2 separate regions of the Homo sapiens genome follow, and region 2 is linked to region 1. The links are chromatin loops, found by intact Hi-C in ENCODE. Cell type or tissue: Caco-2. All regions are shown on one strand. Each heading gives the region's core, and the rest is flanking DNA. Links, peaks and the distances in the headings are about the cores only.

Region 1 (5,385 bases), core at 74-5,073:
GAATGAGACTCCATCCAAAAAAAGAAGAAGAAGAAGAATGAATGCACATATTGATTCAGGAAGAATTGGTATGTCCAATAAGTCTTCCTATCCCTGAGTAGAGAATACCTCACTATTTGTCTTCTTTTAAATCCCTCTGTAGGGATATTTGCAAACATCTTTGTGGTGAGAAGACTTGATCTGTTCATTTTATTTCCTCACTAATTACTGCTGATATAAGAAAAGATTAACTTTTGTAAATTAATGTCAAATAGTAGTAGTAATAGTGGTATCTTAGCCTTATTTGTGACTTTAATATGACTGCTTCCAGTATTTTGCCATAAGTATAATCCTACACTTCGGTTGGAAAGATGTACTTTTATCATGTTAAAGGAGTATTCACCTATTCGTATTTTACTATGATTTCTTTAAAGTCAGGAATAAACATTGACTTTTATCAAATGCCTCTTCTATACCTGTCAATGTGATTATATATTTTTATCTTTTGACCTATATATACGGTGAGTTACATTAATAAATATCCTAATATTAAACCTTTCTTAAAGTCTCAGAATAAACCCTTTTGGCTTTGTGTACTCTTTTAGTTTATTGTTGGATTCTATTTGCCTTGTCATTTAGGATTTTTGCATAGATATTCACATGTGAGAGAAGTCTATAATTTTCTTTTCGTGCTATTTTTATCAAAATGTATATGCTGGTTTTATAAAAGTCTTTTCATGCTCTGTGCTCTGGTGCAGTTATAAAAGCATCATAATTATCTTAATTTCTTGAACATTTGAAAGAATTCACTCAGGAAAACATCAGAGCTCAGCACTTCTTAAAGGCATAGCTTTCAGAAAACCTGAAGGGATCAAATACATAAATAAAGAAAGCTGATACCATGTTGACACATATCTGTGTTGGCTCAGATCTCCACAGTTTGGGAAGAGATTGACCTAGGTAAGTGAAAAAGGTTATTCATAGAAAGGACACAGAGTAAAGTCATGACATATGGCAGAGATCGGCAATATCATCCAGGACAGCTGGAGGTGCAAGCTTCTCTTCTGGACTCCAAAAATCCTGACCAGCGGATGTACAACTGCAGATGGCCCTAGAAGCCTAACTCCCTCCTCCCAGGCAGTCCTCATGTGGAGTGTGTTAGAGATCACCTCACCTGTGCTGGGGCACCTCATTCATCATAGTTATACAGGCAACAATACAACCTCAAGGACCAACGCACTATCTTCCTCCTCCCCAGGCTCTCCCAGCGTGCTTCAAGTTCACTTCTCACTCTGTGCTGAGAACCAGAATAAAGATTAGTTTTCTAGAAGCCTCTGGGTCTCAAGCCAGCAACCTGTAGAACAGTCTGGGGTGTGTGTACATCTACCTGTCAAAGATAAAGAGAGTCGTTTCCAAGAAAATACACTATATTGGAAAATACACTATATGAACAAAGTAATCATTGCATACTTGCCAGATCATGATCTTCTTGAAGCTGGTTCCAGGTCTCATATAATTGCAAAAGCTCCATAGCGGACCTGATAACCTAAAAATAATTGTCTAATATCCTTTAGACTTTTGTCCACTTTTCCAAATCTCACATAAAATCCTCAACAATGATGCACTTTAGCAGTAATAACAACATTCTCAGATGACATCTATACCCACACTTGCCCTGTGCTCTACGATCTAATAAAGTTTTCTTCTTCCTGAACTTGAAGGAGACTAGAAGTTGATGTGTGGTAGGAAATATACTTCATGGTAAAGGATATAGGATGAATTAAGGAAGGGAGACAAGAAAACAGAAAGCAAGTCTAATGAAAAGTTAATGGATTTGCAAGGTTTGGTTTGGAGAATGACAGGATGTAAGTCTGAGTAATAAATTAGGGCCAGAAGGTGCAGAGCTTTGAAACCAGGCTTGCTTTATTTCATGCTTTCTTTTCATCAGGGAGTGACATGAATGGATTTACATTTTGAAAAGCCTCTTCTGGCATGTTGTGGGAAGTCAGGGACCCTGAATGGAGGGACCGGCTGGAGCTGCGGCAGAGGAACATAAATTGTGAAGATTGCATTTTAATATGGACATTTATCAGTTCCCAAATAATACTTTTATAATTTCTTAAGCCTGTCTTTACTTTAATTTCTTAATCTTGTTATCTTCGTAAGCTGAGGATGTACGTCACCTCAGGACCACTGCGATAATTGTGTTAACTGTACAAATTGATTGTAAAACATGTGTGTTTGAACACTATGAAATCAGTGCACCTTGAAAAAGAACAGAATAATAGCGATTTTTAGGAAACAAGGGAAGACAACCATAAGGTCTGACTGCCTGCAGGGTCGGGCAAAAAGAGCCATATTTTTATTCTTGAAGAGAGCCTATAAATGGACATGCAAGTAGGAGAGATATCACTAAATTCTTTTCCTAGCAAGGAATATTAATACCCTGGGAAAGGAATGCATTCTTGGCAGGAGGTCTATAAATGGCCGCTCTGGGAATGTCTGTCTTATGCGGTTGAGATAAGGACTGAGATACGCCCTGGTCTCCTGCAGTACCCTCAGGCTTACTAGGGTGGGGAAAACTCTGCCCTGGAAAATTTGTGGTCAGACCGGTTCTCTGCTCTTGAACTCTGTTTTCTGTTGTTTAAGATGTTTGTCAAGACAATATGTACACCGCTGAACATAGACCCTTATCAGTTCTGCTTTTGCCCTTTGCCTTGTGATCTTTGTTGTACCGTTATCAGTAGCTCTGCTTTTGCCCTTTGTCCTGTTCCCTCAGAAGCATGTGATCTTTGTTCTGTTTTTCGCCCTTTGAAGCAAGTGATCTTTGTACCTACTCTCTCTTCTTACACCCCTTCCCCTTTTGAAACTCTTAATAAAAAACTTGCTGGTTTGAGGCTCAGGTGGGCATCATGGTCCTACCGATATGTGATGTCACCCCTGGCGGCCCAGCTGTAAAATTCCTCTGTTTGTACTCTTTCTCTTTATTTCTCAGCTGGCTGACACTTATGGAAAATACAAAGAACCTACGTCGAAATATTGGGGGCAGGTTCCCCCAATACTGGCATCTATAGGAAATGTATATGAGGGATGGAAGAGACGAGAGGTGGGGAGACCAGAAATAACAAACAGTTCAGGAGAGGGATGGAAAAGGCTGCGGTGAGAACAGCGGGCAGGAGGGATAGAGGAAGGAGAGGAAGCCCGGACTTAAAATGTACTAGGAGGAAAAATCAATAGAACCTAGAGACCAGTTAGATGTAGGGGGCTGAAGAGACACGGGAGCCAAGGGTACATCCCAGTTTTATGAGACTCATTGAAGTAAGAACAGGATGAGGAACTAGGCGGCTTGGGGTTCCATTGTGGTGACTTTAAGGTGACTGTGGACACCATGTGGAAATGTTTACCTAGGAGTTCTGCTTAGAAATTTGGATTATTTCGTTGCTGAACAAAAAGGAACAGAAAAATCTCAAGGAAAGGGGAGGTTCTTTTGAAGGACATTGGAAGCTGAGGCACACCAGAAGTAAAAGCTAGCGGGAATTTACTCTCTCTTTTACCCACCTCTCAACCCTCATGGGCTTTGAGAGCCACAGGCATCCACTCTCTATTCACTGCAACAGATTTGCCACTCTGCACCCAGAGAGAACTTTCAAGAACAAATCTATTCAGGCCACTTCAGATTCATATCTTCCAGGACGCTGAGGATAAAATTCAAAATCCTAAATTTAGCTTTTGTCCACTTTTATAGTCAAGTCTAGTGTATCTCTCTGCCTCATCTCTCATAACCCTGTCCCTTGCAACTGATGAATGGTGGAAGATTGAAGGCAGAGTGAAGGAATGAAATGGCTCGAGAGATGATCTCTCATCTTTTTCTTTCTGTGTATCAGACTCACTTCCGTGAGCCTCTGAGTTCCTGCTCTTCTTTAACTTTCTTGCGTATGGCTCTGTCTTATCATGGAACTCACCTTTATTCCTGACATCATGTCTCAGTAGTATATACGCACACATACACATACATATATAGTATTTTTGTTTTGTTTTGTTTTGTTTTGTTTTTGAGATGGAGTCTTGCTCTGTTACCCAGGCTGGAGTGCAGTGGCCCGATCTTGACTCATTGCAAGCTCCACCTCCCGGGTTCATGCCATTCTCCCGCCTCAGCCTCCCGAGTAGCTGGGACTATGGGCACCTGCCACCACGCCTGGATAATTTTTTGTATTTTTAGTAGAGATGGGGTTTCACCATGTTAGCCAGATGGTCTTGATCTCCTTACCTTGTGATCCACCCACCTTGGCCTCCCAAAGTGCTGAGATTACAGGCATGAGCCACTGCACCCGGCCAGTTTGTTTATTTTTTGAGAGGGAGTCTTGCTGTGTCACCCAGGCTGGAGTGCAGTGGTGCGAACTTGGCTCACTGCAATCTCCACCTCCTGGGTTCAAGTGATTCTCCTGCCTCAGCCTCCCAAGTAGCTGGGATTATAGGTGTGTGCCACCACACTTGGCTAATTTTTGTATTTTTAGTAGAGATGAGGTTTCACCATGTTGGCCATGCTGGTCTTGAACTCCTGACCTCGTGATCCACCTGCCTTTGCCTCCCAAAGTGCTGGGATTACAGGGATGAGCCACTGCGCCCAGCCTCAGTGATACTTTTTAACAGCATAAAGTAAACCTCCCTTAGTCTTTATGCTGCAGTTCCAGATTCCCATCAGAGAGACTCTGGTTGACTCATTTTGAGGGTCAGGTGACCACCTTCATTCCAATCAGCTTGGACAAGGGTCAATGTCACATAGAAAGGAGGAGAGCCTCCTCAGGGGGAGGGGGACAAGCAGGCTCTCAGAGATGCAGGTGTAGACATCAAATCAGTGATTAGCTCTTCTATCCCAAATTCTCTCCTTTTTGTTATGTGACCATATTTCTAATTTTTCAATTCGTATTTAAATTTTGTTCTAATATCACAAAGAATCAGTGCAGTCCACCCTCTATATCTGCAGGGAATTGGTTCCAGGACCTCTCAGATACCAAAATCCGAAGATGTTGAAGTCCCTTATGTAAAATGGCATAGTATTTGCATATAACCCCTACTCACGTCTATATATATATATATATATATTTTTTTTTTTTGTAGGGACAGGGTTCTTGCTATGTGTGTCAGGTTGGTCTCAAACTCCCGGCAATCCTCCCACCTTGGCCTCCCAAAGCACTGTGATTACAGGCATGAGCCACCAAAGCCTGGTCCTCTCTTATATTTTAAATAATCTCTAGATTCTTTAGAATACTTAATACAATGTAAATGATGCATAAATAGTTGTTATATTGTATTGTTTTATTTTTTTAATTATTGTATTGATTGTTATTCTTATTAGGTTTCTTTCCTAAATATTTTCTATGTGTATTTCATGAAATCTGTGGATTT
Region 2 (5,385 bases), core at 99-5,098, 120 kb after region 1:
TATTATGGCTGCAGGTTCTGTGGGTCAGGAATTCCGACAGTCCACAGCAGGGCTAGCTTGTATCAGCTCCATGATGTCTGTGACCTCAGCTGGGAAGACTTGAGCAGTTGGGGGTGACCCAAAAAGCAGGAAACTGGGCTCATCTGGAGGGTTTTTCACTCTCTTTCCTGGTCCCTGGGCTGAGCTAGGACTGGCAGTGATGAGATCCCCTTCTACAGCCCCTCCGGGTGTCCTGGGCTTCTACTATCGAGGCAGCTGGGCTTCCAGAAGGAATGTCTGGAGAATGAATATTCTGAGAGGCCCAGATAGGTGGCTTTTGATGGGGGGACTTCCAGAGTCACATGGTGGCATCCACCACAGCCATCACAAGGCTGGTCAAGTTCAAGGCGATGGGACACAGACCCCACTTCTTAATGGGAGAAGTGTCAAAGAATAGGAGGCCCATCACCATCATTATCATTACACTGTGAGTATGTTTCTTGAATATGAGTAAAGAAAGAAAGTTTTTCATCATCCAACAGGAATTAAGTGAATATTTGCTTCAAGAAGTTATCCAGTTGGCTGGATACAGTGGCTCACACCTATAATCCCAGCACTTTGGGTGGCCGAGGTGGGAAGATCACTTGAGGCCAGGAGGTCAAGACCAGCCTGCGCAACATAGCAAGAACTCGGCCCCACAAAAAATTTAAAGATTAGCCAGGCATGGTGGTACATACCTGTAGTCCCAGCTACTCAGGAGGCTGAAATGGGAGGATTGCTTGAGGCCAGTGGGTGGAGCCCAGCTTGGGCAACGTAGTGAGACCTCGTCCCTACAAAAAATTTAAAAATTAGCCAGGCATGGTGGCGCATACCTGTAGCCCCAGCTACTCAGGATACTGAAGTGGGAAGATTGCTTGAGCCCAGGAGTTTGAAGCTGCATTGAGTTATGATCACACCACTGCATTCCAGCCTGGATGACAGAGCAAGACCCTATGGAAAAAAAAAAAATTATGTAGTTGTCCAGGGCAGGAACATTAATAGTGAGAATGAGTTTGATTCCCTAATACATAGCTTAACACCAGATTTTTTTTCATTCTGTACCTCTAAATAATAAAAAGATGTGATCATTTGTAATGTTTTTTTTTAATATAGAGATGGGGTTTCACCATGTTGGCCAGGCTGGTCTCGAACTCCTGGCCTCAAGCGATCCACCTGCCTTGGCCTCCCAAAGTACTGAGATTACAGGCGTGAGCCACCGTGCCCAGCCTTCTAATGCATTTTTAACTTTGAGAATAGAAGTATGAGGGATGCTGTTTTTTCCTCATGCTTGACATGAAGCAAAAGCAAGTTTTGCCTTCACTAATGTATTTAGTTCTCATAATCCCTTTACATACTTACTTGCCTTTGCCTTTAAATTAAAAAAAAAAAGTTGTTACCTACCTGTAGAGCAGTGGTTCTCAAACTTTAATATGCAATAGAATCATATGGAAAGCTTGCTAAACACAGATTATCGGGCCCCACCCCAAGAGTTCTGATTCCATAATTGTGTTCAAGACCAGCCTGGGCAACATAGTGAGACTTTGTCTTTACAAAAGATTTTTAAAATTATCCCAACATGATGGTGCACACCTATAGTCCCAGTTACTATAGAGGTGGCTGAGGTGAGTGGATCACTTAAGCCCAGGAGCTCAAGACTGCTGTGAGCTACGATCATGCCACTGCACTCCAGCCTGGACAACACAGCAAGACTCTGTCTCTAGCAATAATACTTTTGAGGTGGGGCCAAGAATTTTTATTTCAGTAAGAAGTGTCTGGGTGATGCTGGTCTGAAGACTCACACTTTGAGAACCACTGTTTCTGAGAAAATGTAGAACCAAACCCAAAGCTTAGCTTTGATCTCACCAAATTACTCAACTATGCAAACCTGCAAGAGCTTTTAAGTGTCTCGTAATCGCTTATGAGATTTATGTACTAACTATAAGAAGAACAGCAACAATGATAGAAACTACAACCGCTATCACCACTTACTGAGTGTTTAACACACATCAGACATTTGGCAAGCACTTTGCACCCATTATTTTATGGAATCCTTACAAAGCCCACTGAAATATTCCAATTTTACAGATGAAGAAACTAAGGCCGTATTATGGCTAAGTTTCCCAACATCCACAGTAAATGAAAAGCTGGACCCATGTCTTTCAGAATCCAAAATCCTTGCTCATGCTCTTAATAGCTAACTTCTCCCCATCCTCTCAGGTGGCCAAGAGCAACTCCTCATCCCAAGAGAAATAATAGTCTCTCTTCTTTGGCTCCTTATTATTTTATTTATTCCTTTTATAAAATTATTGTTACATAGTATAGTGCTAAGTTATTTTTATGTCTGTCACCCTCTTCAGACTTTAAACTTTATTGATTCATTTAACAAATATTCAAGGTATGAATTCTAGCAATGACCTAACAGAGAGTTTGCATTCCATAAATGCTTCTTGAGCTAATGAGTGAATGAAATCAGAAGGGAAAAATCAGGGCAGAAAACCTTGACCCGTCACTGTGTAGATGAATGAGTTTCTGTGAAAATGAACAAGTGATTGTTATGTGTATATGTTCGTGGGTTCCCTGTTTCTCTAGGTCACACCAGACTAAGTTACAATTGGGAAACATTATTATTAGGTTGGTGCAAAAGTAATTGCGGTTTTCACAATTAAGAGTAATGGCCAAAACCACAATTAGTTTTGCACCAACCTAATATAACAGTAACTAAGTAATAGCCACTGGTCCAGCCATCCTTGGTGGAGTCTCTGCAAGCCCAGCTCATCGGCTCTTTCTGGCTTGTTCCTGCTCCTGTTCACAGAGTCCTGGATGTGTCTCACAGGAACCCTCCGATGTCACTGCCCTGTGCAAAGGATTTCATCATTCCTGTTGCACCTTCTGTGGCTCCCAGTGGCAGGACAGTCGTGTCCCCACAGGCTTATGCACTGCTCCTGGGGTTACCTGGATTTGACCCCTCCTGAGGTGGCGGTGTCTGCCTTCCTCTGATCTCTGTGCAACTGCTGCGGGCTGAGATGTTACTCTAGGCACTTCTAACATAAACCACAAGACAGAGACCTGTGCTTTTGACTTCCGTTAGGGTCTCAAAAGATAGTCCTTTTCTTCTTCTTTTTTTTTTTTCACTTTAACACTTTTTAAATTTTTAACTTTTTGACTCTTGAAATAAGACTTAGCTGAAAAACACATACATTGTATAGCTGTACAAAAATATTTTTATATCCTTATTCTATTTATCTATTTATATAAGTGTTTTCTTTCCTTCTTTTCTTTTCTTTTTTTTTTTTTTTTTTTGAGACAGAGTCTTGCTCTGTTGCTCAGGCTGGAGTGCAGTGGAGCGATCTCAGCTCACTGCAACCTCTGCCTCCCAGCTCAAGCCATTCTCCCAACCTCAACCTCCTGAATAGTTGAGATGACAGGCGTGCACCACCACACTCGGCTATTTTTAGTAGAGACTGGGTTTCACCATGCTGGCCAGGCTGGTCTCAAACTCCCAACCTCATGTGATCCATCTGCCTGGCCTCCCAAAGTGCTGGGATTACAGGCGTGAACCACCGCACCTGGCCAATATAAGCATTTTCTATTTTTTAATTCTTTTTTTAACTTCTTATTTTTATTTTTCAACTTTTATTTTAGATTCATTGGATACGTGTACAAGTTTGTCACTGGGTATATTGTGTGATGCCAAGGTTTGTGGTACAGATGATCCCATCACCCGGGTACTGAGCATAGTCCTGAACATTAAACCCAACAGTCAGGTTTTCAAACTTGCCTCTCCTCCCTCCTTCCCCACTCTAGTGGTCCCCAAAGTCTATTGTTCCCATCTCTATATCCATGAGTACGTGATGTTCAGCTCGTACTTATAAGTGAGAACATGCAGTATTTGATTTTCTGTTCCTGTATTAATCCACTTAGGACTTTTCTTTTTTTAAATCCTTTTCCCTTTTATTTCAACTCATGATCTCCCCTTCCTCACTAACTACAACCAACAACAACCCCAACCAACTACAACACAGGGGCCAGGTTGTTCCTCTGGTGGGGAAAGGATGGGGCAAGTGGCGGGGACCCTGGTCAGGAGACAGTTGGATCTAATAGTCCCTGACTCACAATGTTCCACTTAATGATTTTCCACTATATGGTGGTGCAAAAGCAACACACATTTAGTAGAAACTGTATTTCAAGGACCCATACAACCATTCTGCTTTACACTTTCAATAAAGTATCCAGTGAATTACATAAGATGTTCAACTCTTCATTATAAAAGAGGCTCGGACTGGGCACAGTGTTTCATGCCTGTAATCCCAGCACTTTGGGAGGCCAAGGCAGGTGGATCACCTGAGGACAGGAGTTTGAGACCACCCTGACCAATATGGTGAAACCCCATCTCTACTAAAAATACAAAAAAATTAGCCGGATGTGGAGGCAGGCGCCTGTAATCCCAGCTACTAGGGAGGCTGAGGCAGGAGAATTGCTTGAACCCAGGAAGAAGAGGTTGCAGTGAGCCAAGATCGTGCCACTGTACTCCAGCCTAGGCGACAGAGCGAGACTCCATCTCAAAATAAGTAAATAAATAAATATGTTCGTTAGATGATTTTGCCCAACTATAGGCTAGTGTAAGTTCTGAATACATTTAAGTTAGGCTATACTAAGCTACAGTGTGCAGTAGGTTAGGTGTATTAAATTCATTTTCGACTTAGGGATATTTTCAATTTACGATGGGTTTTTCCAGACTTAGTCCCATTGTAAGTTGAGGAGCATCCATAATATGCCACGCAATAGTCAACGTCCTGCTTCTATCCAAACCCACGGTCAGAGTCACCAACCTCAGCCTGTGTCCTTGCCCATCATCTCTCACCAACCTCAGCCTGTGTAATTGCCCATAATCTCTCACCAACCTCAGCCTGCGTCCTTGCCCATCATCTGTCCAGGCATCTGGGGTAGCTCCATGATTACTGCAGTTCCAATGGCTTCATGATAGTAAGAGCAACACTTACTGAACTTTCAGTTCTAAGCCAGAGCCTCCTGTAAGCACTTCACATGCATTAACTTATCGAATTCTCACCTTGACCTCATGAAATAGCTTATCATCACACCTTTTCTAAAGATTAAAAAAAAACTAAAGCACTGAGAGGTTAAATAACTTGCCCAAGATTACACAGCCAATAAGTGTCAGGGCTGGGTTTTGAACTCTGTCCTTGCCTCTGGACAAGGGTTTTGTCTGCATCATGTGGCTCAGTGGTCCTCTAGACCGAAGCTCACCTAGATGGCCCCACATATCACAAGAGATACGTGCACAAAATAGAGACCCCCACACTGCACACGGGGCTAATTCTGCAAGATAATTTTGGGGAGGAATCTTAA

Evidence for each region. Hi-C counts contacts between places; a loop is a spot of excess contacts. Peaks named below come from ENCODE experiments on the same cell type or tissue, not always from the same donor. Only the 100,000 strongest peaks of a DNase experiment are listed, where the experiment ranks them.
Region 2: a loop joins it to region 1, with 2.6 times the contacts of the local background. A loop is called at or near these places in 2 of 110 quality-filtered maps.

The regions. Positions count from the first base shown.
Region 1 is chr10:26,346,459-26,351,843 of GRCh38, forward strand. No RefSeq gene overlaps it. Among named protein-coding and RNA genes, the nearest start is that of APBB1IP, 89 kb to the right of the region's middle. In Caco-2, for the core only: no CTCF peak of the experiment used is centred there; a DNase peak (open chromatin) is centred at 2,593.
Region 2 is chr10:26,465,960-26,471,344 of GRCh38, forward strand. The region is part of intron 2 of APBB1IP (amyloid beta precursor protein binding family B member 1 interacting protein); the gene reads left to right. Among named protein-coding and RNA genes, the nearest start is that of APBB1IP, 30 kb to the left of the region's middle. In Caco-2, for the core only: no CTCF peak of the experiment used is centred there; a DNase peak (open chromatin) is centred at 2,902.